Regions from separate parts of the Homo sapiens genome. Here region 1 is linked to region 2. Evidence: chromatin loops called from intact Hi-C (ENCODE). Cell type or tissue: gastrocnemius medialis. All regions are shown on one strand. Each heading gives the region's core, and the rest is flanking DNA. Links, peaks and the distances in the headings are about the cores only.

Region 1 (15,556 bases), core at 7,051-12,050, 230 kb before region 2:
TTGTTCACTGTGTGGCCTTGACCAAGTCACTTAACTTCCTTTCCTCCTCTGTAGAATGGACATAATAAGAGCTACCACTCCCAGCATTTGTCTAGATCATATGAGTTCATGCTTGATGAAAGGGCACAATTACCAAACAATGTACATATGTTGGACATCACTTGTGTTACATAAAATAGCCTATCTAGTAGGTTGATTGGTGGGATCCCAAAACTTACATCCACATCCTAAGCCCCTTAGTGGGTAAATGTGACCTTTTTTGGAAAAAGCGTCTTTGCGGATGTAATTAAAGATCTTGATATGAACTCATCTAGATTACCTGGGTGGGCCCTAAATCCAAAGACAAGTGTTCTTATAAGCGACAGAAAAGGACACAGAGAGAGAAGGCCATGTGATGACAGAGGCACAACTCGAGGTGGTGCTGTCACAAGGCAAGGAATAACTGGTGCCACCAGAAGTGGGAAGAGGCAAGGAAGTGTTCTTGCTAGAGGCTTTGGAGGGAGTGTGACCCTTTTAACATCTTGATTTTGGACTTCTAGCCTCTGGAACTCTGAAAGAATAAACATCTGCTGTTTTCAGCCACCAAGTGTATAGTCATTTCTTATGGCAGCCCTAAGAAACAAATACACTGTCCCTGGGGAGAAAAAGGAATAGAAAAAGAAAACCCATTTGGAGCCTGTATTAGTGTACTTGGGCTACCATAATAGAACACCACCCTGCCTTATACAGCAGCCACTGATTTTCTCATGTCCTGGAGGCTAGAAGTTCATGATCAAGGTGCCAGCAAATTCACTGTCTGGCAAAGTGTGTCTTCTTGATGAAGAGAAAGACAGCTGTCTTCTTCCTGTGTCCTGGCATGGCCTCTCCTCTCTGCACGTGTGGAGAGAGTGCGCTGACATCTCTTCCTCTTTTTATAAGGACAACAGTCCTATTGGGTTAGAGCCCCAGTCTTATGACCTCATTTAACCTTAACTACCTCCATAAAAGCCCTATCTCCAAATATAGTCACCTTGGGAGGTTGGGCTTCAACATGTGAATTTGGTGGGGGAGGAAACACAGTTCAATCTGTAACAGAGGCCAGGCAATGAATGTGTTAAAATCCAGAGCCAACAGATGCAGCTCCACCGTGGCAACTGAAGGTGCTCTGGAGAACGAGCCAATTTTCTGGAATGGGGCTTCTGGGGCTTTCCTCCTGATGGGCCAAGAACAAGCAGCCACAAGAGAAACCTGGAGGAACACTTCCACACCCCCTGGCGCCTTATCAAGCCTGCCTCACATTCCATGTATGCCTGGCCATTGTTATTCCCCTTTATTTTATTACTAAAGTGGTTGGTCTCCCCACAGAGAAAAAACCACAAAATTTGATTTTTGAAAAGTGAAGTCTTAGATTTGAAAACCTCCAAAGAGTATCTGAATCCCTTCAAACCATATAAGGGGATGTGCTTATAAATAAATATCTGGATAGATACAGGTTTTAAATAGCAAAGATGGCTGAAGTCATTTTATTACAGAATTGTTAAAAAGCCATTTATCCCCATGTGGGATGGGAAGACACATCAAATCTAAACAGCAGAAATCCGAACAGGATGTGGGATGATATAGCAAGAGCATCCGGGGTAACGTTCAGAAATTTGAAGAGTTTCTGTATGTCAAATTAAGTCCTCTGGCACCTTGTAAAATCTAAGAAAATCAGTCATATGTTTCTTTAGCAGGTTAGGTTTGGGTGAAAATAAACAATAAAAACTTTAAAAATCATCCTGACTTGAAAACAAATAACTGATTGCCACCCATTCCTGCAATGCTAATTTCCCTTGAATGCTTATAATTTATTTGTTCAATAAATATTAACTCCTATTGTGTGCCAGGCATAAAGCTAGATCCTGGGGATTTAAACATAAACAAAAATAGATAGTGCTCAGCCAGGAGAGGGGTCACAGTTAGCATTTGGGGGTCTGACCAAAGAGACTGAAGCTGGGGCATGGGAAGCCAGCCTTACAAACAAGGCACCACCGGAACAGGAAGTTAGAAGAGGGAACAGAGATGGACTAATTACAGGGGCTAGGACTCATCGAGTTTTGTTGAGACTCAGGAATAGTAAAACCTCTGTCTAAAGAGAGCGTCCTAATACATGGGGGAGCGGGGGCATGTCTCAGGTCACAGTAGAAGGTCCCAGCAGCCAGGGCTGCATCTGTCTTTCCTTCTTTAACAAGGAGGCTGATGAAACTGAGTCTCCTTCCCTGGGGAGAAGAAAGGTACCTGTAGTAGACGCCCCCTCCCAGCCTCCATGGGGATGGGGATGGGACAGGAACAAGGGGACACCTGTAGAGTGGCATCAGTACATTCAGCTGGAAGTTGAGAAAGAGGAAAGTAGCCCAGGATGGGCTGCGACTGACTCAAACCCACTTGGGGAAAACTAGGTGGGCAGGGACTCTCTCAAGATATAATTTGCATACCATACAATTTTGCACTGGGATTTTAAACCAAATGCACCCCGTAGGGTTCAAGCACACAGTGGGTTTGGAATGCTACCTCCTGACTTTCCCAGACCCATCATACCCTACCCTCATTAAAGAGCCCCCTCTTGCCTGTTGTCCTTGTCTGCTGTGTCTCCTTGACCTGTAGCATGCAAGAGAAAATCAAAGGAGAAGTAAGAAAGGAGAAAGTGCAGAGAGAGGGGAGCTGCTGGCTACCGTTCATCAGATAAACTTAAAGTCAATTTCTGTACTTCTTGGAATTTTTCCACCTGGATCTTATCCTTTCTGAAAACTTGCAACTTAAATGATGTCCAAAACCAAGCAAAAGTAGGTGGCAAATAGACGTGTTTATCTGTGCTATATAAAGAGATCATGGAATTTTGATCTTGGAAAAGCCACAGCCTCTGTAAGCCTCAGTTTTCACCTTTGAGGAATGGGGACAAATGAGGATAAAAACTAAGCTCCCAGAGCTAATGTGAGGATTAAGGAATTTTACATGATTTGCACACATGTGTATATTAATAATTATTGTTGTAGATGTCCTGCCCCACAAGGTAGAAGAGACCTGGGAGCTCGCTCAGTTGGGCCCTATTTCTCTCTCCCTAATATCCAAGTGTCCCCCGCAATAGCCCTATGAAATTGTCACTCCAAAAACTCTCAAACCTCACCAAGGATAAGGAATCTATCAAGGACAATAATATCTGGCATTCATTACTCACACTATGCCTCTGACACTGTGCTAAATGTTTCTCCTGCATGGTCTCGTTTTATCTTCAAAATAAGTCTGTGATATGGCGGTGGAACAACTCTGTGAACACACTAAAAACCACTGAATTGTACACTTTAAATGGGTGAATTGTGTGGTATGTGAATTGTATCTCAGGAAAGCTGTTAAGGCCAGGTGTGGTGGCTCATGCCTGTAATCCCAACACTTTGGAAGGCCGAGGGTGGAGGACCACTTAAGACCAGAAGTTTAAGATTACAGTGAGCTGTGATTGTACCACTGCATTCCAGCCTGGGCAACAGAGTAAGACCCTGTCTCAAACAATAAATAAAATAAATGTTCAAATATGTAAATATTTGCCAAGCCCTTTCTGTGCAACACTATGCTGACTCTCCCCACAGCCCCCAAGGCTTCCTGTCTCTGTGTAGGGTCATGTGAGTCTTTGGCAAGTTTCCAAATTTGCAGAGCCAAAAGCCACCTTTTCATGCTGGTCTCCCTCTGGAGCCACACAGAATAAGAATGCTCTTCATTCCACGTGGGGCCTTGGGTCTTAGAACACAGCCACAGATTCCTCCTTTCTTCTTTTCTGCAGGCGCCACATACCCAGGCCACACAGAACTACACAGACCACAGAGCTGGGAGGCCCATGGCTCCCAAAGTCAGGCTATGAACCTGGCTGAAGTGGCTGCACCAGAGTCACCTAGGGGCCTTAGAAAAATCATAGAGAGACCAAGTCAGTAGAGTTAAGCCCAGGAGTCTGTGTTTTTTTAAAGGCTACCAAGTGATTCCAGCCAGGAGCTAAGTAAAGTAACCTATTATTTTAAAGAAAGGAAACTGAAGCCCACAGAGGGATGTAACTATTTCAAAATCACACAGCCATATTCAAGCCAACTCATGTCTGGAAGAGCCTACTTCGGTGTTGATATTTTTAAGTCAGGAAACTGACATGAGGCTGTAGGTTATAATGCAAAGGTAAGGGCAGGAACATGTAATCCATACAAGAAGAGATGCAATTAATCAGCAAGTCACATGGGAAAATGTTTAATCCCAATATCTATAAAAATGCAATCAAAACAATGTAGAGCATTTTACAGCCATCAAATTTAAGACTAACAATACTCAACCTTGGTGAGGTTATCATGAAATTGGTTCATTTGCACATTGCTTATAACAATTTAAATTGATATAATGCTTTGCAAACCAATGCAACGCGACAAATTAAGAGCCTCAGGCTGGGTCCCATAGAGACGTCTACTCAGTGCCATGTACATCAGGCATTAGAAATGCAGGTATGAATAAGACTTGCTCAATGTCTTCAAAAAAACTCACTGAACACAGAAAGAGACAGAAGTGAAGGCATGTTTTAATACTAAAGGTAAGGCTGGGCATGGTGACTTATGCCTGTAATCCCAGCACTTTGGGAGGCTAAGGTGGGAAGATCACTTGAAACCAGGAATTTGAGACCTCAGACTGAGCAACATAGTGATACCCTGTCTCTGCAAAAAAAAATTAAAAATTTGCCGGGCATCATGGCATGCATCTGTAGTAGTTCCAGCTAGTTGGGAGGCTTAGGTAGGAAGGTGGCTTGAGTCCGGGAGGTCTAGGCTGCAATGAGCTATGAATGCATCATCACATTCTAGCCTGGATGACAGAGTGAGACCCTGTCTCATAAAAAAGCAAAAAAACACAACCACACTAAAGGTGAGTAGTAAGCATGGGGGGTCATGAGACTAACTAAGGTGGGGCTGTTAGCCCTCCCTTGGAGGTTTAGAAAAAAGATTCCTAGAAAGGCTGACAATCGAGCTGAATCTGGAAGAATAAGCAAGTTAACGAGGTGAAGAAAGTTGAGAACAGCATTCCAGGCAGTGGGAACAACCTCAGCAAACTCCTGGAAGCTTGCAAGAGTTTTCAGTATTCAGGAAACCAGAGGAAAGTCCAGGGTTACAGGAGACACAGAGGCAGTTGGGCTCAGACTGTAGAGGGCTTTCTGTGTTCTGCTGAGTCTAGGCTTTGTCTTCGTATAAATCACAAGGAGTCATTGTAGTGTGATCAGCAAGGGAATGACATGAGCAAATGTGAGCCTTGGAATGGTTTCTTTGGCTGCAGCATAGAGGAGGACAGCAGAGAGACAAGAGCAGACAGGGAGGCCAGTTAACAGAACATGGCCACAGTCTAAGCAGAGATGGACAATGGAAGCCCACTAAGTAGTGATAGTGGGGAGGAGAGGAAGAGATAGCTGGGAGAGAAGGAAGGAATATGCTCTTCTGGATAGTCTCATTACCCAGTCACCAGAAGTCAGTAACTCTTTGATTATGGAGGTTTAAGGAAGAGATAAGAATTGAAAACAATCTCAGAGGAAGAGCTGGAAACTGACTTAGCCAGGGGTCAGTAAGGCTCTGACTGTAGTTGAGTGCAATGTTGCAGCTCAGGGGAGCTGCATGAGTGGTGGCCCAGGAAAGGGGGACATCCCACTTGCATCAGCCTCCCAGGCAGTGGCCCAGGGAAGAGGACATCCCTCCCATATGAGCCTCCTAGGCGACAGCTAGCTGCTGTGGGGGAGAGTAGAGCCCAGGGAGCAAGGACCAGGAAGGGGTCACAGGTTGCATTTCCCAGGAAGCACTCTGAGATGGTGATTAGAGTGCAGGAGGTTCGCTTGAGTGTGTTCGCTGGATCAATGCCTACGGAAGAGAGGGGAAGGAAGAAAGCAGGATTGGGCAGAGGGAGAAGTTCGGCCGCAGCCTTGATGGAGGCCTCAGCCAAGCTTACAGTAGACTCTGAAACTACTATGGCCATTCAGAGTTGTTCCAGGTTGGAGAGCCAGGTTTAGTCCCTTATATCCTCCCACCAGTCATGGTGGTGACCCAGAAAGGGGCACGTGGCCTGGGTGAGGTGGCTGTCTTCCACAAAGGCAATCCCTGTAGAGCTACCAATAGGCAAAATCACCAGCAGCTGGGGAACCATGTCCTTCATTTATGAGGAGGGATCTAGGTGGCCACTGTAGCATCTACCACAGAAGAATGTGGTCTGATCACAGGGGGCTGGGCCAGGCCCCCAGCGAGGGAATTGGAAACCAGAGAAAAAGCCCAGGTATAAGGTAAAGCCACATGGTGGGGATTGTCTGGCCATGGAGGAGCCAAGGCTTCCTAAAGCTCTGTAAGTCACAAGCCAAGGGTAGCCGGACTCCTTCAGACCCATGGGATTACATCAAAGCCCAATAGATTATTATCCTCAGACACGACAGACTGAGGGCCAGGCCAGGGTCCCTGGCAGGAAGCTGGGAACAGGAAGGGGTAGCACTGAGTCATACTGTATCCACAATAGCCAAAAACCTGGAAACAACCTGCCTGTCCAACATGAGGGAGTGGTGGAGTAAATCATGGTGCCTCCACTCAAATAACTGTTCTATAGCCATTAAAATAATAAGGTGGCTTTTCTATGACATGAAACAGAGGATACTTTAAGCAGAGAAAAACACAGGAAATACCCAGCTTATCAGTGTAACTGTAAATGTGAGCTCTGCATATGGATGGACAATTGGCAGCATACACAGAAAATAAAATCATTGATTTTTGTGATTGAGGGAACATGGCGGTTTTTAACTCCTGTTATCATCATTCGTAATAAATACTTTTTTCCAGTCTTGGCCATCTCTCAACAGAGGAAGCTACGGATGCTTTCATGTTGGTGTGTGGCTGGATATATCTCATTTCACACTTACCATGACAGCTGCATGCTGCCCACCAGGCAGTCAGACCTCCAAGCCTGCTCAGATATTGCTCAGGGGAAGCTATTAACTATGTCTATGAGCAAAAGGGGTTCAAAAGTTGGCAATGAGGAAAATATTTTTAGTAGGAAAGAAAAGAAGGTTTTATGCCTCCCACACCTAACTGGTAGGTGGGATGTTGAACAGGGCAAGTTTAGATCAATATTTAAGGAAAGTCTTTGCCATAACAACTGATGGGCTATTTCCAGAGGAGTGAGCCCATTACGTTTGAGCAAGTGCTAAAAGCTCATTGGTCGGGGATGCTATAGTAGAGCTTCAGGGAATCAAAGACACTAGTCAGGAGATTTTCTAGATGATGATTAAAATAATTCAAAATTTAACTCAAGAAAGGTCAACTAGGGACCAGCTGGGTCAGCTCTTCATGGATTCCTAGAGGCACAAGTGAGATGGTCCAGGGTAGTCCACAGAGAAGGGCCATTGAGAGCTCTCTCCTCAAGCACCCATCTTGCTGTGGTCAACTAATCCGTATCTGTGCTGCAAAACAACCCAGACCTTCTAAAGCCTGAGTCATTCAAGAAGCCACAAACTTCCTTCTCTTCTGATGCTCAGGAGTTTCTGAAAGCACCATGAAGAAAAGCCCCAAGGTTAACCAAATGGCTCTTAATTTCAACCATTTTTTTCTTAAGATACTTTTTTTTACATTTATTTTAAAACCATGGTCAATGGCGTTTATATACAGACTTATAATGGAGTTGCATTACAAATAATCAAGTAGCCCTAAACCCCATTTAACACATCAAGTTGGCTTTGAATCTGTCCACGATGCCCAGAGGTGTTCCTTTGTAGCTTTCCTGAAGCCATTCAGCAAACATTTAGTGAACTCCTTGTGTGCCAGGAACTGTGGTAGGCATTGGAGACCCAGAGATGAACTAAGCCAGGAACAACTAGCCCGATGGCTAGACTGGTTAAGAGAAAGAGAGAGAGAGAGAGAGAGAGAGAGAGAGAGAAAAATGCTTAAAGTAAAATGACGGCTCATAAACTAAGAACCATGTGGGGTGAGCATCAAGTGTCAGAATTACCAAAGAGGAAATAGAGCATGATCTGTGGGGTTTCAAAATTCTTCAGAGAGAGGTGCCGTCTCACCTGGAAAGGGAAGGTTAGTAGAATTGCTCCAGATGGAGAAGGTGGCACAGGGGCGACAGGAGCTGCTATTTTTAGGGAAAGAAGAGAAAGGTGAACTCTCCCAAGGTGGCAGTAGGTTAAGGTGCATAAGCCTGGAGAGGTAAGGAGGGTTCAGATCATGAAAGATTTTGTATGCCAAGCCTAAGAGTTTCCATTTTATCCTGAGAGTCATTGGGAGACACGGGGGTTTTCAAGCAAGGATCTGATGGAATTTGTGGTTTTTACTTTAATCTGTCTGAGGCGGTAAGAGGATGGACCAGAGGAAAGAGGAATAAATGGTAGGAAATTATAACTATGTGTCATAATTTAATCTGTCTCATTTAATCCCCACATCATCACCATGATTACCTGTCCTTCACCTGATGGATAACTCCCTGTGACATATATCAAGATGGGGAATAGAAAGATTCCATGATATCGTTGAAAGAGCACAAAGTCTGAGTATGGCAATTCCTCAAGGATCTAGAACTAGAAATACCATTTGGCCCAGTGATCCTATTACTGTGTACATACCCAAAGGATTATAAATCATTCTATGATGAGGACACATGCACATGTATGTTTATTGAAGCACTATTCACAATAGCAAAGACTTGGAACCAACCCACATGTCCATCAATGATAGACTGGATTAAGAAAATGTGGCACATATACACCATGGAATACTATGCAGCCATAAAAAAGGATGAGTTCGTGTCCTTTGCAGGGACATGGGTGAAGCTGGAAACCATCATTCTAAGCAAACTATCACAAGGACAGAAAACCAAACGCCGCATGTTCTCACTCATAGGTGGGAGTTGAACAGCGAGAACACATGGACACAGGGCAGGGAACATCACGCACTGGGGCCTGTTGGGGAATGGGGGGCTGGGGGAGGGATAGCATTAGGAGAAATACCTAATGTAAATGACGAATTGATGGGTGCAGCAAACCAACATGTATGTGGTTTGTATTCTCCAGATGGAGAAGGTGGCACAGGTACGACAGGAGCTGCTATTTTTAGGGAAAGAAGAGAAAGGTGAAACCTCCAAGGTGGCAGTAGGTTGGTTGTGCCAACCAACCAATGGCACATGTATACCTATGTAACAAACCTGCACGTTGTGCACATGTACCCTAGAACATAAAGTATAATTTAAGAAAAAAAAAAAAGAGCACAAGGTCTGAAAGTAGATACACCCGATTAGAATTATGTTTCCTTTCCTGACCAGCTGTGCAACCTTGGAAAAGCCACCTAACCTCTCTGATTCCTATCTCTCCCAACTATAAGGAAAAGACAAGCATCTCCCAGGGATGCTGTGAAGACCTTGAGACAGAGATGTGAGAACTCTTGAGAAATCACAGAGCTCAGTGAAAATGCAATTCCTCCAACTGGAGGTAAACCCAGATTTGGATTCCATTTTTGCATTGTATTAAGAGAGTCTCAATAATGTATCATTAGACAAAATAGTGCCGCATGAAAGAAAATGTCTTTCTGTATTTACCTGTGTCCCCAGGCAATGGAGGTTGCGCCAAACCACACACTGCCACTAGAGGGAGCTCATCCTTTAGCATCAAAGAAGTCATTTCAGCTCAAACTCTCAAAACAGAGGTCCTCTGTTAGGGGAGACAGAAAGCTGAAAAAGGTCAGTTGGTTGGTTTCTTGAGGGGTGTGTTTGTGTGCGCGCGCGCATGTGTGAGTGTGTGTGTATGCTAGGGTATTCTAATCATTGTTCATCATCAGTCCCAGAGTAAAACGTCTGCAATTAGACTACCGTTCAATCCCAGTGCCTCCATTTCCTAGTGTATTAATTTGGACAAGTGACTTCATTTCTCTGAGCTTAAGTTTCTTCATCAGTAAAATGGTGAAACTCATGGCTACCCTGTGGCGATGATTTTATGAGATATTAATATTAGACATAGAGCCCCCAGTGAGTACCTAGCACAGCATAGGAATCCAGCAGATTTTAGAACCCCTTCATTTTCCCATCTTGTAAATACAACAATAATTTGGAAATATATTTAAGTGAAATTGAAAGGCGAAGTAAACAGAGCAGAAAGAGGCACAAAGGGATGCTGAATGTGCTTGGTGTGAGACATGGACATTCCTCGTTCTCGCATCTGTTTAGTGAAGGCATCCGTGTATGTGGACACCGTTTTATAAGCCCCATGGCTAGACTAGGCAGTCATGAACAGATGGGCAGCCAGGAGTAACTGCAAAATGAAGTGGGCATATGGACCGCAAACTATGGCTCCCTCTCCTTCTGTTGGAGCCATTCCTCTCAATTCTGGAGTTGTTACCCTGAAGTGGGAGGGGGGAAAATGTTATTTAATGGATTTCATGTCACTCTTACATTTCTAAAATCACTATATTCATTCTGCCTTGTATTTCCACAGAGCCACCTTCTCTCAGTGTTCCAGCAAGTAGCTCTCACAAAGGCTGTGCCAAAACCATGCCAACGCAACTGGTAGAAAAAGAAGATTTGGGTCAAACAACCAAGTTGCCTTGACCAAATTCCAAATATCAGATGAGTGAGTTTTCCTCTCTGAATTACCCATTGCTTGACTAAACTAACATGGTCAACTGGATCTTTTGATTTCTCTTAAAGGCAAAGGGAAGAGAGAATTCACATGTGTTAAGCACCATTGTGCACCAGGCTCTGTGCCAGGCACTTTGCCAACTCTCACATGACGATCACAACACAAAAAGGGGGAGTACCTATATGTGCTTTACTGAAGAGGTGCCTATGGCTCAGAGAGGTTGAGTAACTTGCCTGAGGTCACACAGCTAAGAGAGTGAGAGAGTCAACTCTGGAGCTCTCACTAGATACCAAAGTCTGAGTTTTTCCAATACATACTAAATACAATAAAAGTCTTTTTGAAAGCTCCCTCTAAAATGTCCTTGTGTGCTGTGCTCAATTTTTGGATTTCTACCCTCTCAATTTCCAAGTCTGTCCTCAGTTTTCCTTATTATAAAACTGTCTATTTAAACCACCCTCAAAGGTTCTTACCCTATTTATTCACTGTAACAATGCCCACAAAAGATAAGAAGAGTTTGTTTTATAAGCAGAGAAACTGTCGCTTGGAGTGACTTACCTAAGGCCAGTCTGTTGGCAAGTAAAAATTCTGACATAGAAAAACTACTTTCTCTCATGCAGAGATTCTGCCTCTAGACAGAGCTGGAAGAGTTCCACAGTGTCTCAACCTCTAAATGTATAGATCTAGATCCCAGGAGTCCAGCTTCAAATTAAAGCATCATCCTTAATGCTGTCTTCAACTTTCATCTCAGTACTGATTAAACAAGTCTTGAATTAGTCACCTCATCTCCATCTCCACTGCCAATGCCCAGGTCAGGCCTGGATCCCTGCAAAGGTCAGCCACCTGCTGACCCCATCTCTAGTCTTACCTCATCAGCCCAACACTTAACTGTCAATAGAGGGTTGGGTTCTGCTTAAATAAAATAATTCCATCAAGTTGCATGCCTGATGAAAAAGTTACAATGACCCCTCCTTCTCATCTCCAATGAAAGCCAGAATCCCTTAATCTGCAAAAGGCCCCCTTTATATTCTGACACAGGCTACCTCCCTAGTCACATCAATTTCACCCAACCCCCACTCCCCCACAGCTTCTTAACAAGGTAATTTAGTATTTTGGCTATAGCTAATACTAATCCATCCTTCACTTCTTCCTTTTAGTAATGAAATTCTTGAGTATTAGCCGAGTACAAGGGCTCCCTTGCAGCTGGATATGACCATGTGACTCGGTACGGGACAATGGGATGCAGGGATAGTAATGTGTGCTATTTCTGGGTTTTTGTTTTGTTTTGTTTTGTTTTCATTAAAAGGAAGCTTGCTTTCCACTTTCTATTCTTTCTCAAGGGTGAGAAAATGTACATGTTGATAATAAGCCAGCTTTGACCCAGGATGATGAGGACAACATTCAGGAGCTTGGGTCCTAAGGGTTTGTGGAGTATAACACTGTTTGTTTGGTTTGGGCTTCTCTGGAGATAAGGATTCCAATGCATTTATTTCAGAGGTGATTCCAGGAAACAGCAGGAGGGGAGTGGGGAAGTGAAACAGAGAAGATAAGAAAACCAATGATACATTACCAAGCCAGCTACCACTATGGGCAGCTGGATCTCAACCAAAATGGGAAAACTGGAGGAATGTGTTGAATGTGACTCTAAGCTGTCCTGCCCTGGGGGTAAGGGGAAGCTGGGGTACTTATATATACCAACACCTGCAAAAGTTGATTGAGGGATATTGGAGGAAGGGGCCATTTATTGCCTGGCACCGTAAGCCTGCTGCACCACGAGGCAGAGTGCTCTGGTGTCAGGGAGAGCCCTCAGGCAGGCACAGGTGCTAGAAGGTGGAAGTAGGCCTGGGTGCATAGAAATGGTGAATGTTGGGGTGATTTAGGTGGGGTACAGGTGTGTCTGTTACACCAACCCAACTCTCCATCCCTTCATCCTAGCTTGGACTTTTATGAAATAAAGAAACATTTGGGAGGCCAAGGCAGGTGGATCACGAGGTCAGGAGATCGAGACCATCCCGGCTAACATAGTGAAACCCCGTCTCTACTAAAAATACAAAAAATTAGCTGGGCGTGGTGGCGGGCGCCTGTAGTCCCAGCTACTCAGGAGGCTGAGGCAGGAGAATGGTGTGAACCCGGGAGGCGGAGCTTGCAGTGAGCCGAGATGGCGCCACTGCACTCCAGCCTGGGCGAAAGAGCGAGACTCCATCTCAAAAAAAAAAAAAAAAAGAAATAAATAAACCTTCTGTTTTAAGCCACTGTTACTTAGTCTCTGTTAACCAACCTAGCTTATACAATGATGTGAGACTGCTTGCATTCAAAGACCATCTCTGTCACTCACTAGATACAGGCGACTGAATCTTACTGAGCCTCAATTCTTCTTCTGGAAAATTGGTACACTTGTTCACTGGGCTGTTTTTAAGGGTACCTGGGGTGACACTAGCAAAGTACCCTGGCAGAGAGTGAGCAAGCTGCTATTCCTGTTTCTTTTCTAGGAGCCCTTTTCCAACACTGCTCTTAAATTTGCCTTGATAGTCCACATACTCTTCAGGACTGGTCCCTACACAGGCAGAACATGATGGAGGTCCCAGAGCAGAGCCAAAGAGTGTCTTTAGCAAAGTTTCAATCACAAAGATGTTACCCCAGAATTAAAAAAAAAAAGAAATAGGACCTGTAGCTAGAGCCAAAGGTCAATGCCAGGAAAGGGCAGCCAACTAGGAAGAAAATGACCAAAAGAAAGACAAGACCATGGGGAAGCCAGCAGAGCAAGGGGGCAATACTGGCATTTCTCGAGTGTTCAGCAGGGGATCCCTAGGATGGCAGTGCTTCTCTGGCCCAAGCATTCAGCCAGGCCAGGCAGCAGGAAGCCAGTGCCCCATAAGTGTTTGTGAATGAGCAGGCAGGTGGTCCTGGCAATAGCCTGGCTCCATTCCCAGCTCTGCTCAGTTGGAGACACAGAAAGCAGCTCCCCTAGCATGCACTGTTGATGTCTGCAGACAGCTAGGGCTCATTTCCTCCCTAGTTTCCCTGCCCAATTCCCCAGAGAACAGGTCCCCAAGGTTGAGTAGTGGCAACTCCTTCCTTTCGAATACTGCTCAATGAGAAGAATGAATCATTAACAATTGCAGTGGGTTGCCCTAGGTAAATATCTGTTGACTCCTGATGGATAGCAAGTGCTCACTCATGAGGATTAGTTGAAATTGAACTGAGGAGAATATTGCTTTAACTGTCACTCTCCACCTGAGCTGTCACACATACAGAACTGGTCTTTAATATTAATTATTCAGTCAGTGTACATGGAGCGCTTTCCTGGGCCAGGCTTCAAATTAGCCCAGGGTCTCAGAGACAAGGAGAACTTGACTAAGTCATGTCTGGCTGGGGAGAAACAGAGCAACCAAATGACTTTAAGTGTGAGATCAGTGATTTTTAATCATTGACTGATCCGAATTACCTGAGTCTATAAATATGCCACTTCCCGGGCCCCATTCCCAGTGACCTAATCTAGGACTTGCATTTTTTTTTAATAGACATTTTAGGACAGTTTTAAATTTACAGGAAAATTGAGATGATAGTTTGGAGAGTTTCAATATATATCCTCACTCAGTTTCCCCTATTCTTAACATCTTACATCAGAATAGTACATGTGTTAAAATTTATGAACAAATATTGATACATTTTATGTGTTTTTTTCTATTCCAGTATCCCATTCAGGATACCACATTACATGTAATTGTCATATCTCCTTAGGCTCCTCTTGGCTGTGACAGTTCCTCAGATTCTCCTTGTTTTTGGTGACCTTGACAGTTTTGAGGTATATTAGTCAAGTATTTCATAGGATGTCCCTCTAGTGGAATTGATCTCATGTTTTTCTCATGATTGCACTGTGGTCGTGGGTTTTGGGCAGGAAAACCACAGAGGTAAAATATCATTTTCATCACATCATATAAAGTGTATACAGTATCAACAGGGTTTATCACTGTTGATATTGATGTTGATCAACTGACTCAGGTAGTATTTGTCAGTTTTCTCCAATGAAGGGCATTTTTTTAAATCTAGTTCCATACTGTCCTCTTTGGAAGGAAGTCACTGCATACAGCCCACATGAATGGAGTAGAAAGTTATGCCTTCCCCTTCTTGAGGGCAGAGAATCTACATAAATTATTCAGAATTCTTCCACATGGGAAATTTACATCTTCTCTTCGTTTATTTATTTATTCAATCATTTTTATGTCAGCATAGATTATTGGCTATTTATTTTACACTTTAGGTTAAAATCCACTACACTTTATTTTGTTGCACAAATTGTTCCAACGTTGGCCATTGGGTTGGCTCCTGTTTCCCTTTAATATACCCTTAATCAATTCAGGTTTTCATTTGTTCCGTTTTGAGCACTTTCTTACTTTCAGGCACTACAGGATGTCTTATGCTCATTTTATATTTTTTCTATTCCACTCCTAAAATACTTTTCTGCAAGGAGTGCTGATTTCTTTTATTAGAGAATAGTTTTAGAAACCAAGATCTGGGTGCTAGGTGCAGTGCCTGTAATTTATGTAACTTCTTACTTGAAAATAATTTCAAACCTAGAAAAGTTGCAAAATAGCACAAAGAACACCCATTTACTCTTTATCCAGATTCATATCCTGATAATATTTTGTGTCGCCTGCTATATCATTTGCTCTCTGTACATAATTTTTCTAAAACATTTGAGAAATCATGGCTCTTTAAGCACTTCAGTGTGTAGCTGCTAGAAAGAATAGGCGTGCTCTCTTCAAACCAGAGTTACTGATTTTTGTCCATTTAACATAGATATAATTATTTACCATTCACTTTTCAATTTTATTAATAGACTTTATATCCTGTATTGATTTTTTTCTTCCAGTACAGAACCCAGTCTAAGCTTGGGTATTGCACTTAGTTGTCATGTCTTTTTAGTCTCCCTTAATC
Region 2 (15,556 bases), core at 5,546-10,545:
GGCTCATTTCAACCTTTCACAAGTAAAACACCTTATTTCTGAGTGGCAGGAAATTTAAATTCCTCTGTTGTGTATATACTGGAAATCCCTAATCTCAAATCCATCAGTTTCCTACGTATGGTTTAGAAGGTTTTAAAACCAATGTACTGTCAAGAACTTTGGGGAAGGAAAATGTCCCAGAGATAATCAAATAACATTATTTGTATTCCAGGTTCAACTATAGGATTTATCTTTGACTCCAAGTATCATCAGGGTGGCATATGGTGATGGATTCTGCCAGATCCGTGCTATTTCACTGACTTGTTGGGTACCAGGCCTCCAAGCCTAAGACTAAGCTTGATCACCCTTGATCAAATACATCTCATTTTTCAAAACCAACTTTAAAATCTGTTCTGAGGGAAGCATATGCTACTCATTCATCTGAGATCTATTATGAGAAACTTTTTTCTTTTTGAGAAGGCTAATGTGCCATAGCAAAGAAGACAAATTACAAATTCATTAGTTCATTAGCGTCTGGTATTACATTTCTATTGTTTACTCTAAATGTTTTGTTTAAACTAAGCTCTCTGTTAAATGAGTCATTAAATGGTAATGTTTGGATTTTCATAATTATAATTGAATTTTACAGGTCTTGAATCAGCAGGAGTTCAGGCTGAGTGAAACGTTTTAATGCATGACATGTGAAGTGAAGGCTTTAGCTAACTTATTTCAGCTAACTGTTTTTCGTAAGAAAACTACGAGCCCTAACACATAAATTATCCAGTTGTTTCGTCTCACAGATATAATCCACTATTTGCCTTTAGAAGTCACATATGTACAAATGGCTCAGCACAAGTAGCACCTCACACTTCTACAGAGTTGAAAGGACACAGAACTGTTCCACATATCTCTGCTGCATTCCTGTAATCCCCACACCTTAGTGGGCGGGGGGCGGGGGGTGTCTTTTCTCCACAGATTTTTCCCGCAAGTCTCCCAGGTTGGTTTCTGCAGGGGTTATCTTTCTATTCATCAATCTTAAGATTTATTTTGTTCACCTTTGATCAAATGCATCTCATTTTTCAAAACCATCTTTAAAATCTGTTCTGAGGGAAGCATATGCTGCTACTCATTCATCTGAGATCCATTATGAGAAAACTTTTTTTGTTATTGTTGTTTTTGAGAGCGAGTCTTGCTCCGTTGCCCAGGCTGGAGTGCAGTGGCATGATCTTGGGTCACTGCAACCTCCCCCTCCCGGGTTCAAGCGATTCTCGTGCCTCAGCCTCCTGAGTATCTGGGATTACAGGTGCGCACTACCACACCTGGCTCATTTTTGTATTTGTAGTAGAGACGGAGTTTCACCATGTTGGCCAGGCTGGTCTCAAACTCCTGACCTCAGGTGATCTGCCCATCTCAGCCTCCCAAAGTGCTGGGATTACAGGCGTGAGCCACCGTGCCCGGCCCATCAATCTTAAGATTTATTTTGTTCACCCTTGATCAAATCTCATTTTTCAAAACAAACTTTAAAATATGTTCTGAAGGAAGCATATTCTACTTATTCATCTGAGATCCATTATGAGAAAACTTCTTTCTTATAACTGAAGACATTGAGTATAAACAGTGATTTTCAGCCTTTTTTTTTTTTTATTTAGAATTTTTTCTCCAAAAGTCTTATGCAGAACCTGGATTTAAAATAGGCAGAGGTAGGCCGCTCTACCTGACATCCCTGGGGGGTGGCGGCCCACAAGTGACATTCCTCATGGCTTCTTTCAGCTCCCTGCAGCTGTCTCTGAGCCACCTCCCAGGAAGCTAGAATTCATGCTTCACGAGTTATCATCAGGTCAACTCTGGAACATGCAAAAGTCTGTCCACAGGCAGTGATTTCTGGGCAAGTGCTGCCCTGGGAGATGACAGCCAGAGCCACACTAAGGAATGTGGTGGCTTGGACCAGGTGAAGGAACCTGGTAGTTCTCAAGCAGAGTTCTGTCCTCCAGGCCTGGCAGGTGGGGTCCTTGAGGGAAGAGCCCCAGAATGTTCCCCTGAGCAGCCACTCCCGTTTGTTGCAGGCTTTGCTCCCCCAAGACCTTGACCAAGAAGTTGATATACCTCATTGCCAGGCGAAGCGTTTCATTTTTGCTCAGCTTTTTGTCTGGAGGGTGAGTGGGGATGAGCTTCCTCAGCTTGGCAAAGGCGCTGTTGACATTCTGCTGCCTCCACCGCTCCCTGGTATTTGTGAAGATCTTCCTGGTCATGTTTGAGTTCCTGAGATGGAAAGAGAAAGGGCCCTCAGGGCCAATATCTTATAAGAGGCCTGATTGGTATCACATGTCCTGCCAAGAACCTGAGATGTTAGATTTTCTCGACTCAGAGCTTACGAGATTCATTTCCTCATTTTCAGGTTTTTAAAAAAGAAAACAACCCCACAGGGACACAAACATATGCCTCTCACCTTTCGAGGCATCAGTGACGCTATGAATTATGCATAATTTCTTTTTTTAACTTAAAAACAACAGGGGAAGGTAAGAACAACACCCTTCAGCTTTTTCTCTCTGGCTGTTTTGAAGCCTCCAGTTGAAAGATTGCTTTGTCCCAATACTCCTGTTTCTTCCTTTATAACCAACTCTTCCTAATTGTTCAGAATCAGGTACAATATTGATTGAGTTTATGTATAAATGCAACATATGTTTGGCCAATAGAAAGTTTGTTTTTTGTTTTTTGTTTTTTTCTTTTTTTGAGATGGAGTCTCACTCTGTCACCCAGACTGGAGTGCCATGGCACCATCTCAGCTCACTGCAACCTCCAGCTCCCGGGTTTGAGCGATTCTCCTGCCTCAGTCTCCGGAGTAGCTGGGACTATAGGCGCCTGCCACCACGCCTGGCTAGTTTTTATATTTTTAGTAGAGATGGGGTTTCACCATGTTGGCCAGCCTGGTCTTAAACTCCTGATCTCAGGTGATCCACCCGCCTCGGCCTCCCAAAGTGCTGGGATTGCAAGCGTGAGTCACGATGCCCGGCCACCAACAGAGAGTTGAATATGAATCAACAATGTATTATCAGAATGAAGTAAAAAAAGAAAATGATTGTAGGTTTCGTTAATAAAATAAAATTTGGAATAGAGAAGACAATACAGCTCTCTTGTTAGCTGGCAGACCTCACCTGGAGGATTCAGCCCCTCTCTGTAAGAACTAAAATATCCAGACTGGACTATATTTAGAGGAGCAGGAACAGAATGATGAAGGGTCTTGAAACCCTGGTGTATGAAGAACAGAAGTGGGGGTATTTAGTCTCGCAAAAATGAAAAGACAAGGGGCAGGTGGGAGTGGTGATTTGGCGTGGATTCTGTAGAAGATACTTGGGCCTCTTTGGGGCTGCATTGGATGACCTTTCCAAGTCTAGGAGAGTGGTTTATCATCACATACTGCCGAGCATTATGCAGGCATTTTTCACTCTTAGAGGCAAGAGTCCCTTTTTTCAAGTGGCTTGGATTAACATGTGCTAATAGGAACACTTGGGAGGCACTGGCAAACAAGCCCAAGTCTAGCCCCAGGCAGTTTGATGTTCTTGGCTTACTGCTATTGGTCTGCTGCCTGCTCCACGCTCAGCTCCTCTGGGCACTGGGCCCTTTCTAGTTCCTCCGAAGACTCATGAATATTCCCAACTCTACACTTTCGCACATTGTCATTTTCTGTTCCTTGAATTTCCTCCCCACTCTCTACTTACCTATTTCTTTAAACAGCAGGTGAGATCTTCCCTTTCCAAGCCCTGACTCTACAGGAGTCTTCACGTAACTCAGCCATCAGTGGAACCATATGCATGGTGGTCAAGAGCACAGGCTCCAAGGCCAGAACCCCGGTTTGGCTGTTGGTTATACTCACCCTAGCTGTGTGACGAGCAATCTACTTAACCTCTCTGTGTTTCAAATGCCTCATAAGTAAAGATCAGTACAGGAGTACTGCATCATTGTGAGGACACATGAAATGATACACATAAAGCACCTTAGCTCAGTGTCTAGTGCATATTAAAGGCTCAATAAATATTTAATGATTGGCGGGACTCAGTGGCTCACACCCGTAATCCCAGCGCTTTGGGAGGCCAAGTCGGGGGGGGGGGGGGTGGCAGATCACCTGAGGTCAGGAGTTCACGACCAGCCTGGCCAACACGGTGAAATTCCATCTCTACTAAAAATGCAAAAATTAGCAGGGCGTGGTGGCGCACGCCTGTAGTCAGAGCCAATCAGGAGGTTGAGACAGAAGAATCACTTGAACCCAGGAGGTGGAGGTTGCAGTGAGTCGAGATCGCGTCATTGCACTCCAGCCTGGGCGACAGAGCGAGACTGTCTCAAAAAAAAAAAGAAAATTAATGATTGCAATTATTATCTTTAAAAATAAAACAGTGAAAAATAAATGTTGTAATTTATCATTTTCTTCCTAATGAAGAAGTTATATGCATTAGAGAAGGTCTTAGCTTTGTTTATGTGCTCTTTTGATTCACTTTACAGGAATATATGGGTGTGTGTGTGTGTGTGTGTGTGTGTGTGTGTGTGTGTGTGTGTGTAGAGCAAAAACCTGGAAGGATTCAGGCCAAACTGTCAACAGTGGTTCATTGGGAGAGGACAGTAGATTGGGAGAAGAGAAAAAAAGGAGACTTGTGGTGTTTTATTCTTTTTTTGGTATTGTTTTATGTGTACATATATAAAATCTTTTTTTTTTTTTTTTTTGAGACAGAGTTTCGCTCTGTCGCCAGGCTGGAGTGCAGTGGCACGATCTCAGCTCGCTGCAACCTCTGCCTCCTGGGTTCAAGTGATTCTCCTGCCTCAGCCTCCCTAGTAGCTGGGACTATAGGCACACGCCACTGGGCCCAGCTAATTTTTTTGTATTTTTAGTAGAGAAGGGTTTTCACCATGTTGGCCAGGATGGTTTCAATCTCCTGACCTCATGATCTGCCCGCCTCAGTCTCCCAAAGGGCTGGGATTACAGGCGAACCACTGCACCAACTGCATTTTTCAATCATCTCTATGCCCCCCGGGACATTTCCCCATCCTAGTTCCTTTCTTGTTGCCTTTCCTGCTTGTGTCTGGGTTGGGGAGTCCAGTGCTGTGCTAAGAATTCATGGTGAACTGGAAGCACCGCAGCCCGAGGTCACCACATGGCTTCCGGCTCCCCGCACTGTCCTCTTGCACCCACATCCTCTCTCCGTGGAGACATTCCTAGTTGGACCCATGGACCAATTACAATACTATGCACTCCAAGCTTTGGGACCAACATTTACTGACACTACGAGCCAGGTATTGTGCTTGCTGCTGAGTGTTGAGGAGCTGGCTGATTGTATTAACGTGTGAGGGAAGCATTGCGACTGCAGGAGCAGAGAAGCAGCAGCTAGCCAGGCATTCTAGCGGGTTCCCAGGCAGGCCAGGTCTCCTTCCAAAACTGAAAGGGGTGGGCCAGGTGATCCCCAGGACCTCATTCAACTCAGAAATGCTACAATGCCCCACCCATTTCCATTTTTTTTTTTTTTGACGGAGTTTTGCTCCTGTCACCCAGGCTGGAGTGCAGTGGCCAATCTTGGTGCCCACTGCAACCTTGGCCTCCCGTGGCACAGTCTCGGCTCACTGCAACTTCGTCACACAGGTTCAAGTGATTCTCCTGCCTCAGCCTCCCAAGTAGCTGGGATTGCAGGTGCCCGCCACCACAGCCAGCTAATTTTTGTATTTTTAGTAGAGATGAGTTTTCACCATGTTGGCCAGGCTGGACTCAAACTCCTGACCTCAGGCGATCCACCTGCATTGGGCTCCCAAAGTGCTGGGATTACAGGCGTGAGCCACCATGCCAGGCCACATTGCCTTTTATCTAACCTAAGTCATTTCTGAATAATCTGACCTTTGGTTCTACAATGAAAATTTGAGTGTTGTCAGAACTATACCCAAGTATATACCTAAAATATAAAAGTTTAAACCTGAATCAAGGGGATTTTAAGGTAGAAAACTATCCAGTTTTGTCCACACTGACACTGGCTGGGATTGCAGGAGCAAAGTTACATTCATGCTTCTCTTATCACAACAGGGTTTAGCTCATTCACTAAGTCAACCATAGTCCCATGGGGGGGTCTTTTTCAAGCTGGGAGGAAAAAAGATTAGGCAGGATAAACTAACGATGGTGTTCTTTTCTAAGAGGGCTCTATCCTATTGTACTAGAAACAGACAGGAAAAAAAACAAACAAACAAAACAAAAAACAGAGAACACTAGCTTCTGAAATGTAGTCTGCCATCCTAGGAGGTGCTTAATCATTCCTTGTTGATTTATCCTCAAGTGTGTTCCTCTCCTTCTCCACAGGGGAAATAGAAATCAGTGGTTTAACAAGCTGGAAAAGCACTGCATTTAGTGTTTTTCCAGTCGCAAGGAGTGATTGCTGCTAATCGTGATCTCAGAGTAATGTAAGAGCTAAAAAAAAAAATACACTAGATGCCACAGAATCAGAGAACATTTGATAGATGGCAAAACAGACGTGAAGCATTTAGGCCACACAGGGAATCAGTGGTACAGCCTGTGTCCCAGGCCTGGATATTGATGCATTTATGTCACCATTGAGGACTCCTGCCGGGTCAGGGTTCATAACCTTTTTTGTACCATGGACCTTTTAGCAGTCTGGGGAAGCCTAGGGACAGATTTGTTTTCAGAACAATGATTTTAAATATATAAAGTAAAAAGGCTTTGGTTCTCATTTCAGAATAATTATTTTAAGTCCATAAATTAAAATACATAGACACAGAAAACAACCAACTATATTTAGTAGTTATTAAAATAACTTAAAATACAATATAGCAATACATGTGCTTCATATTTAACACATTAAATAACTAGACTTATTACGATAATCTCTAAAAAGTGGTATGTAAATGATGTTTTCAAAAGATCTGCAACATCTGTGACATGAAATGCATGCATCTATGATTTCTATTGGTGACAAATTCACCACCACGGCTAATACTACTACAGTTTATTACCCACATTCATAAATAAAGGAAACGCTATGCTTAGATGAAAGGTTAGTGGAAGTAAAGATGTAATTTTTCTCCATCCAAATTCATAGCACCCCTGAATTCTATCTCTATATTCCTGGGTGGATGGGGGTTGTGTATCCCAGGCTAAGAATGACTAGGTTGGAGGAAAGTCAGGTAGAAACGCCAGGAACATGGATATGCATAAATTCTCTGTTTATATTGTCGCTACTGAAGGTAACACATTAGCAGAGAAAAGAAGGACACACTCCCCCAAGGAGGTGACCAATGCCCCTAACAGGAGCTGCTACTTTTTGTGCCAGGGGTTCCTGGACACGAAGACCGGGTTCACCAGAGAGGGTGCAGCACAGGCTCACAGCTAACACTGGGGGGCCTGTCCCAGGCATTCACTCACATACAGCTCTTTCTTCATTCCACTTTAAATTTATCTTCCTGGCATTTGGTCCGGTGCATTTGTCTCTTCTTTCACCTTTCTCTTGAAAGTAAGTGAAAATACTCGCCATGAAGGGTGGTTTATATAGTTAGATTGGGGAACAGTGCTTAACCTGCAATATGAGGCACAACTCTGCCTTTTGAAGTTATTTATAGAAGTAATACAAGCTCATTTAAGAAAAAAAATATCAAGCATACATATGTGCCTCAAGTAAAGAATAAAAGGCTACCTACCTGTCTAGCTACTCAGTCTCACTCCCCAGCCGCAGCCAGTTTGGTGTGTGTATCACACATACACACACACACCCTTTAAAATCACCATATATATTATGCAAGTCGCTTTTCTCACTTACACAACTCTGCATGTTGATATATTAAATCAGCAGCACACAGTATGAATACTGCTCTTCAGCGCCGTTCACAGTAGCCTCACGCTGGGGGAGCCACCTGTTCTAAGATGCACCCGACCCCTGCACCGTGCAGCCTGGACGCATCTCGAATACTCTGCCCAAGCTTCTTCCCTTGCCCGCTTCGCTTCCAGGCCTTTCCCTTTTTCTTTTTATAACTTTTGCTCCCCCTTGCAAACCATTGCCTTGCCTAATGATTAAGTATTTAGGGAGTCCAGGAAAGCATCTAGTGGCTGAAGTTTCGAATCTGCCAGGTGTCCGGGAGTCGCTCGGGGACGCGCGAGCTCCTTGAAGGGCTCTGGGAGATGCGCCGCCGAGAGCGGTACAAGGGGGTCCCCGGCATCACGCATAAAAGCGACGCGGGCCCGCCAACACGCTAGAGAGTCGGCCTAGCACCCCCGGAGCTGAGCCACCGCCCCTGCCCCGCGGAAAGTCCCCCGGTCTTCCCACCGAATTGGCTCGGTGGCCGCTACCAAGTCTCCGCCGCATTCCTGCTCTCCCGGGTGAGTATGGCTCAGCGAGAGACCCGCAGGCCCACGAGCCCGGCCCTGGTTGCGCCCATGTCCCCCCGGAGTCCACGCACCTCCTCGCAAAGAGCCCGCGTCGTCGCCGTAGCCGTCGCCCTCGCCGGCCGTGTGCGCCCTCGCCTGGACACCGCGCCGCCGCCGCCGCCGCCTTTATAGGACACCGCCCTTTGTCTCGCGGGGCCCGGGGGCCCCTTCCCGACGGGGACTCCCACCGTTTCCTCCCCACTCTCCGCGCCCTGGCTTCCGGAGACCAACTCTCTCTTGTGCCCTGGAAAGGGAGCAAGGGAGGAAGGAGAGCCCCGCCTCGTGTGATACTTGGGGGCGGTAAGGGGGTCCTGCCACCCACCTGGGCTGGGGGAGCCGCTTACCAACCTCCTTCTCCAACACATTCAACCCTGGGAAAGTCCGTATCCGTTGTTAATTCATCAGATGTTTATGAAGCCCCAGTGAGCCTCCACCTGGAGTTCAGCAACAACTTGCTTCAGAATCACAGGTGGGGAAGGAGGATCCCAACACCCACAACCCAGACCCAGGAAACTAGGATTTTTCAGGATGGGGGGTGTGGTCTGAAATCTGCATTTTTAAAACCTAAGTATTTCAGGAGATTAAGATGCACAGCAGAATTTAACATTCACTGTACTGGGCAGGTTCCCGAATTTATCCATTTCAGTTTCCACAATGCCCAGCACTAATATTGGTTATTTCAGTGAGGGAAGGGACTCCTAATTGGTCTTCCTGCTTCTGGACTTGCCTCCTTCTGTCTGTTCTCCAACATCATCCAGAATGATGCTATGAAAACACAAGTCAGATTCTGGTCACTTCTCTGCTCAAAACCCCTCAGTGGCTCTCCATTTCACTGAGTTAAGCTGAAGCCTTTAAAATGGGCCCAGAGATACCTTCTATCCCCCTGAGCTGTCTGTCTCTTCTCTTCCTGGGGCTCACTCAGCTCTAGCCACTCTGGTCTCTTTGTTGTTTCAGGAACTCACCAGATACTCTCCTTCCTCAGAGCCTTTTCACTGACTGTTTCCTGGGCCTTAAACACTCTTCCCCCAAGTTATCCACGATTCCCTCCCTAACCTCCTTTCATTCGTTCAACACATTATTACTGAGAGCTTACAATGAGCCAGGCCCTGTTCTAGTTGCTGGGGACACAACTTCAAACAAAACAGATACAAGTCCTTGCCCTCAAGGAGCTGACATTCTTTAGGTCTTTACTCAAATGGCACCTTCTCAGTGAAGTCTGTGACCACAATATCTAAAATTGCACCATCTGTCTGGCGTGGTAGTGAGCCTGTAATCTCACCTACTCCAGAGGCTGAGGCAAGAGGATAGCTTGAGGCCAGGAGTCTGAGGCTGCAGTGCACTATGATCGCACCTGTGAATAGCCACAACACTCCAGCCTGGTCAACATAGTGAAACCTTGTCTCTTAAAAAAAAAAAAACTAAAATTGCTCACACACACACACACACACACACACACACACACACACACACAGAGTCTTCATCCTTCTGTTTGCTTTATTCTTCTTAACACTCATCCCCACTTGAGTATTATTTACTTATTTATCTTCTCTGCCTCTTCCCTACCCCATCTACTCCCAGTGAACAGGTGTTCATCAGATGTTGATTAATGAATGAATAAGTAATGAATTCCCAGGTACCACTCTCTCTGAAAGATCTGGTATAGGACCTGGCACAATAAATTCACAAACAAATTGCAGCTTAGTGGATAAGAGCAAAGGGCTCTGGAGTTACATTACCCAGGTGGAAATTCCTTGTCTATTCACTTATGTGATCCTAGGCAAATTATAGAATTTATGCTTGCCTTAGTCCCTATCTGTAAAATGGGGACAATGACAGAATTGTCAGGACTAAATGAGAAAAAAGTAGGTAAAGCATTTAGCAGTATGCCTAGCACATAGTCGGTATATTGTAAATTTTATTGTGGTCCATTGTATTATTGTTAATAACTATTGGCTCCCTTCCCTTGGAGAGGATTATATAGCCCCACTCACTGCCGTGTGATTGGCAGTGCCTCCCTGTAAGTGGAGGAACTATACTTCCCTGCCCCATTGCCAGGCTTGACCATACAACTTGCATCAGCCAATAGAATGCGAGCAGCCCTAACATTGATCATGATGGAGCAGAAGCTTTACAAGGGATTGCTGGACCGGCTGCAGTGGCTCATGCCTGTAATCCCAACACTTTGGGACGCCAAGGCGGGCAGATCACTTGAGTTCAGGAGTTCGAGACCAGCCTGGCCAACATAGTAAAACCCCATCTCTACTAAAAAAAAATTAAAAATTTGCCGGGCATGGTGGCACACGACTGTAATCCCAGCTACTCAGGAGGCTGAAGCAGGAGAATCGCTTGAACTTGGGAAGCAGGGGTTGCAGTGAGCCGAGATTGCAACACTGCACTCCAGCCTGGGGATAGAGCAAGACTCCAGTTGGGATTGCTGGATGGGCTCAGCCATGAGAAAGTTATGTTTGGGGTTGCTCGTGCAGCCTGGATGCCATGGAGCAAAACCACAACCAACCATATAACATGAGTAGAAATAAATCTTTATTGTTGTAAGTCACTGAGACTTTGGGGTTGTTTGTCACACCGCCACCCACCTTACCCACCTCCAAAACAAACAATACAGTTTTATTATAAATTTAAAAGGTGTTGCATAAATTGCTAGGTTATGGTGGTAGGAGGGGAGTGGGGTAGGATGGGGAGGTAGGCATGAAGGTGAGGAAAGCTCTGTATCTATTTTCAAGGCACTAACAGCTATTGGAAGGGAGAAGACATGACAACATGACTAATATAAGACAGACAGTCCTGAATGCGAGAGAGTGTGAAATTAGAGTTAGGGACAGAAAGGTAGAAGATTCTAGCTGGGGGATCAGAGGTTACCCATGGGACAGATGGCATTTAAACTAGGCCTTGAAGCAAGGGTGGCTCTGACATTTGTGGGGGCCATGATAAGGGTACAAATGGAGACTCCATCCCCGTCCCCATTCTTTTCCCACCCGCTAGCTCTGTCTTTTTCTGTGAAGGGCCTTGTGAAAATGATGCGAACTCCCAGCCCACATGGACCTAGGGAATAGCCCTATCCAGGCCCTGGAAAAGGGTTCATGGTCATTTGAACAGAAATTCAGGGGTCCCAGGTTCCCAGAATATGTTCTAGAAGGTGGGACATAGGAGTTGGGTGAGCACTGGAGGAGGGCCAGAGAGGGGCCATCTAAAAGCACAGTGTCCAGGGGAGGGGCTCTGACTGCTGGGTGCCTGGTGGAAGGGTGGTAAAGACTGGGTAGGAATTATAATACAAGTGCAAGGGTGGAGGAGAGGGCAGCCCAGACAAATACAACTGTGTGCTTTGAACATGGGAATAGTATGTTTAGTCACAGGTCGCAAGACTCATTCTGGTGGCAGTATAGAGGAGAGATTGGAGGGTGGATTGGGGAAAATTAGTTGGTAAAAAGGGATCTTTAGAAACATAACCTAAGGCCAGGTGCGGTGGCTCATGCTTGTAATCTCAGTACTTTGGGAGGCCGAGGTGGGTGGATCACCTGAGGTCAGGGGCTTGAGACCAACCTGGCCAACATGGTGAAACCCCATCTCTACTAAAAATACAAAAAGTAGCTAGGTGTGGTGGCGCACACCTGTAATTCCAGCTACTTGGGAGGTTGAGGCATGAGAATCGCTTCGCTTGAGGCAGAGGTTGCAGTGAGCCAAGATCATGCCACTGCACTCCAACCTGGGCAACAGAGACTCCATCTAGAAAAACAAACAACTACAAAAACTAATATTTGCAGTAAGCTTCTCTGATTTGCTCCTCTTTCTGCTCCTCTGTTTTCCCCATATGGCAATTATAATACAGCAAATGTTACATTTTGAAGCAATAACCTGTATTAATCTTCACCTCAGCCAAAAACTGTAAGGTGATATATTTTTTTGAATGGCATATTTTACAGCTGAGAAAAAGAATTGTGGTAACAGGGTAGCAAGATTGGAAATGGATGATGCTAAACGAAACAATAAGCTGTCAAATAGGATCTGTGTGCGAGTGGACAAGGACTCAGAGAAAGGACAAGGGCTACAGAGAAAGGAGCCCGATTGTGTTGACATCCTGGGACCAGGGTTGATGGTTTTTTCTTTTCAAAACATTCTTAAATGTTATTGTTGGTTTTATACTTTCAGAAGCAGGGGAAACAATCTTTGGCGCATCATTTCACTAGCAGTGATCCTTCAGAGTGATGGGTCTTCTCCCATGCCAGTCTCCCAATGTAGAGAATTTTGGGGCTAGGACCTGCAGGGGAAGGGGTTGAAGTAGGAATTTACATAAGCCGATTATTGGGGGATTAGATTTGGGCAGCTAAACGCCTCTGTGTGCTTGAGCTAAAACCCTTACTATTCATGGCTCTCACTGCCCCCTGGAGAGACTGCACCTGCGAGCTCCTGGGGAGGAAACAGAGGGCTGGGGAGGGAAGGGCAGGTCACTAGGAGAGCTTGGGCACTGTCAGGCTTTCTGGTTCTCCTGGTTTAATTGATCTGTCTGGATTAGCCTGTGAATACTGGCCTTCTAGTCCTGTATGCAGGGGTTGTCAGTTTCAGGAAAGACCAAACCTGGGATTTTTGTTTTTTATTTTATTCATAAAAGTAGAGACGGGATCTCGCCATCTTGCCCAAGCTGATCTTGAACTCTTGGGGTCAAACAATCCTCCGGACTTGGCTTCCCAAAGTGTTGGGATTACAGGAGTCAGCCACCGCCAGGGCCCAAACCTGGGACTTTTGGAAGGGATTTCTGCCAGGCCAAGTGGGTGTGGGCCAAGATTGTTTTGGCTGGAGGTCAAGCATCAGCCTTAGCCACTCTTAAAACTCTCTTCTTCCCTCCTCCATCCTTAGCCCCTTTACCAATCTCCAATTCTATGTATCGAGGCCCCTATTCATCCATCCATCTCTCCATTTATCCAGTCATTTATTCATCACTTTTTCCATCCACCATTAATTTATTAAACAGATGAGTTAGCTGGTTCTTGATATTTAATACAATTTACTAGTAAATCCTTCTAGGTAGGTTTTGTTCCTTCCCCTGTTCTCTCTCTCCTTAATGTTGGTACTTTGACATATAAATTTGGACCTTTTCAGATTCATTAGTAGAGTGTTATATACAGTTATTCAGTTACTTTTTAACATCTCTATTTTTTTAATCCCCTTTCTCATGCCTCATGTTATGTGTTTATGATTTCTCTCTCTCTCTTCTTGATCAGTGTTGCAAAAGTCTGTTCATTTTATTGCTCCTAAAAAACTAGCTCTGGGATTCGCTTATCATTTTTATGATTTTCAAATACACTTTCTACTATATCTTTATTAAATCTGTTCTTTTGTTTACGTTTATTTCCTCTCCACTCTATCACTCTTGGATTGAATGCTTATTTATTTTTACTCTTTCTTGTTTAGTAAGAAAAGCACTCCGGGCTGTGAACTTTCTTCTGATAGACCTTTGGGGATATCCTGTTTCCATTTGTAGTATCATTGTCATTGGTTTCTAATGTCTGTTGCTTATTTTTCTTTTATAAAGTGTTTTTAAATTTTCTTGTTGTTGTATTTTTTTGGCAACCATTTGCTATTAGTTTCTAATTTTATTGCAGTATAGTGAAATATATGCCCTGTATGTTTTTTGCTTTGGGATATTTATTGAGAATTTTCTCTTTGATAAAACATATATTCAACTTTTATAAATGTTTCACAGGTACTAGAAAAGGAGGTATATTCTCTGTTTGAATGGTAAAATGTCTTTTTACACATCCATTAAATAAATCTGTATTCTTGGAAGTTTTTGTCTATTTGATCTATTCAAGAGAGCACTGTGTGAAAATCTCCCTTTACTATTTTGTTTCTGTTCTTTTTGTTTTTCCGGGAGTGTTTGCTTTAGATCTTTACATTTTTTGCTGCATTGCTTTTGAAGCATAAAGACTCAAGGAAGTTTTTTTATTGACTTAGAGGATTGTAGCCTATATCAATATAAAAATCTTGCTTTTTACCATGAATTTCATTTTATTATATTAATATTACAACCCCTGCTTTTAAATTTGCATTTTCCAAAGTAAACTGTGCCCATTCTTTATACTTAATTTGGGGTGCGTGGGAGTGACTCTTGGTCATAAGAAACTCTTTTTGATAAATTTCAATTATTTTAACTCTCTCTTTTTTTTCTTTAAAGGAGACCCCACCTTCATGTTGAATTCTGCAAAACAAATCTCATTCTAGTTTACTTGCTACATTATAAACTTCATGAGGACAAAGACTTAGTTTCCTTCATCACTAGACCCCAGGAATTGTGCTCACTGCCCATAAAAGCTGCTTGATCAGATATTTGTTGAATGAATGCAAGAAAGCTCTTATTTCTTCAGACAGCTGCCTCCAGCCTGCCCTGCCTTCTGTCAGCAGACACATAGCTTGCTTCTGTGAGGTAAATGTTTCCAAGGCCATAGAATGGTTTTTTTTTTTTTTTTTTTTTTTAAGATGGAGTCTCACTCTGTCACCCAGGCTGGAGTGCAGTGGTGCGATCTTGGCTCACTGCAAGCTCCACCTCCCAGGTTCACACCATTCTCCTGCCTCAGCCTCCCGAGTAGCTGGGACTACAGGCGCCCGCCACCACGCCCGGCTAATTTTTTGTATTTTTAGTAGAGATGGGTTTTCACCGTGTTAGTCAGGATGGTCTCGATCTCCTGACCTCGTGATCTGCCCGCCTCGGCCTCCCAAAGTGCTGGGATTACAGGCGTGAGCCACGGCGCCCAACCTGGTTGTTTTTTAAGAAGGAGAGAATATTCTGTCTGCTACATGGAGAGGGGCAAGAGAAGAGGTGGGGTGGGGGGACTAGTTAGGATGCCGTGAAAGCAATGCAGGCAAGAGGAGATGATGGCTTGACCTGAGGAGGGGTTGACATTAAGCATCAACTCTGGCCCAGGAACTTAATCCTCTGCCCCAATTATTCAACCTTAAGTGCCAAGTGTCATGCTAGGCATTTCACCAAGGTTTTCTTATTCAATATGAACAATTATAAATATTAATTATAAAGTTACATAACAAGTTATCCTAAACAAAAAATGTATTTCTCCCAAAGAAGTCAAATACTAAAACATATACTTAAAGAAACAAGCATATGGCTGACTCAGTTTTACTAGCGGTTTTTAGACAGGCATCTTTCCA

The links. Hi-C counts contacts between places; a loop is a spot of excess contacts. Peaks named below come from ENCODE experiments on the same cell type or tissue, not always from the same donor. Only the 100,000 strongest peaks of a DNase experiment are listed, where the experiment ranks them.
Region 1: a loop joins it to region 2, with 10 times the contacts of the local background. A loop is called at or near these places in 1 of 110 quality-filtered maps.

Annotation. Positions count from the first base shown.
Region 1 is chr9:105,875,974-105,891,529 of GRCh38, reverse strand. No RefSeq gene overlaps it. Among named protein-coding and RNA genes, the nearest start is that of TMEM38B, 190 kb to the right of the region's middle. In gastrocnemius medialis, for the core only: a CTCF peak has its summit at 9,631 (motif pointing right); a DNase peak (open chromatin) is centred at 9,624.
Region 2 is chr9:105,649,169-105,664,724 of GRCh38, reverse strand. It overlaps TAL2 (TAL bHLH transcription factor 2), which reads right to left and starts at 2,268. Exons shown (of 1, transcript NM_005421.3): 1 at 1,601-2,268. The coding sequence starts at 2,228. The coding sequence ends at 1,902. RefSeq lists enhancers at 2,152-2,241, 8,332-8,411, 12,464-13,026. In gastrocnemius medialis, for the core only: a CTCF peak has its summit at 8,505; DNase peaks (open chromatin) are centred at 7,850 and 8,477; H3K4me3 peaks cover 1,591 bases; H3K27ac peaks cover 2,916 bases.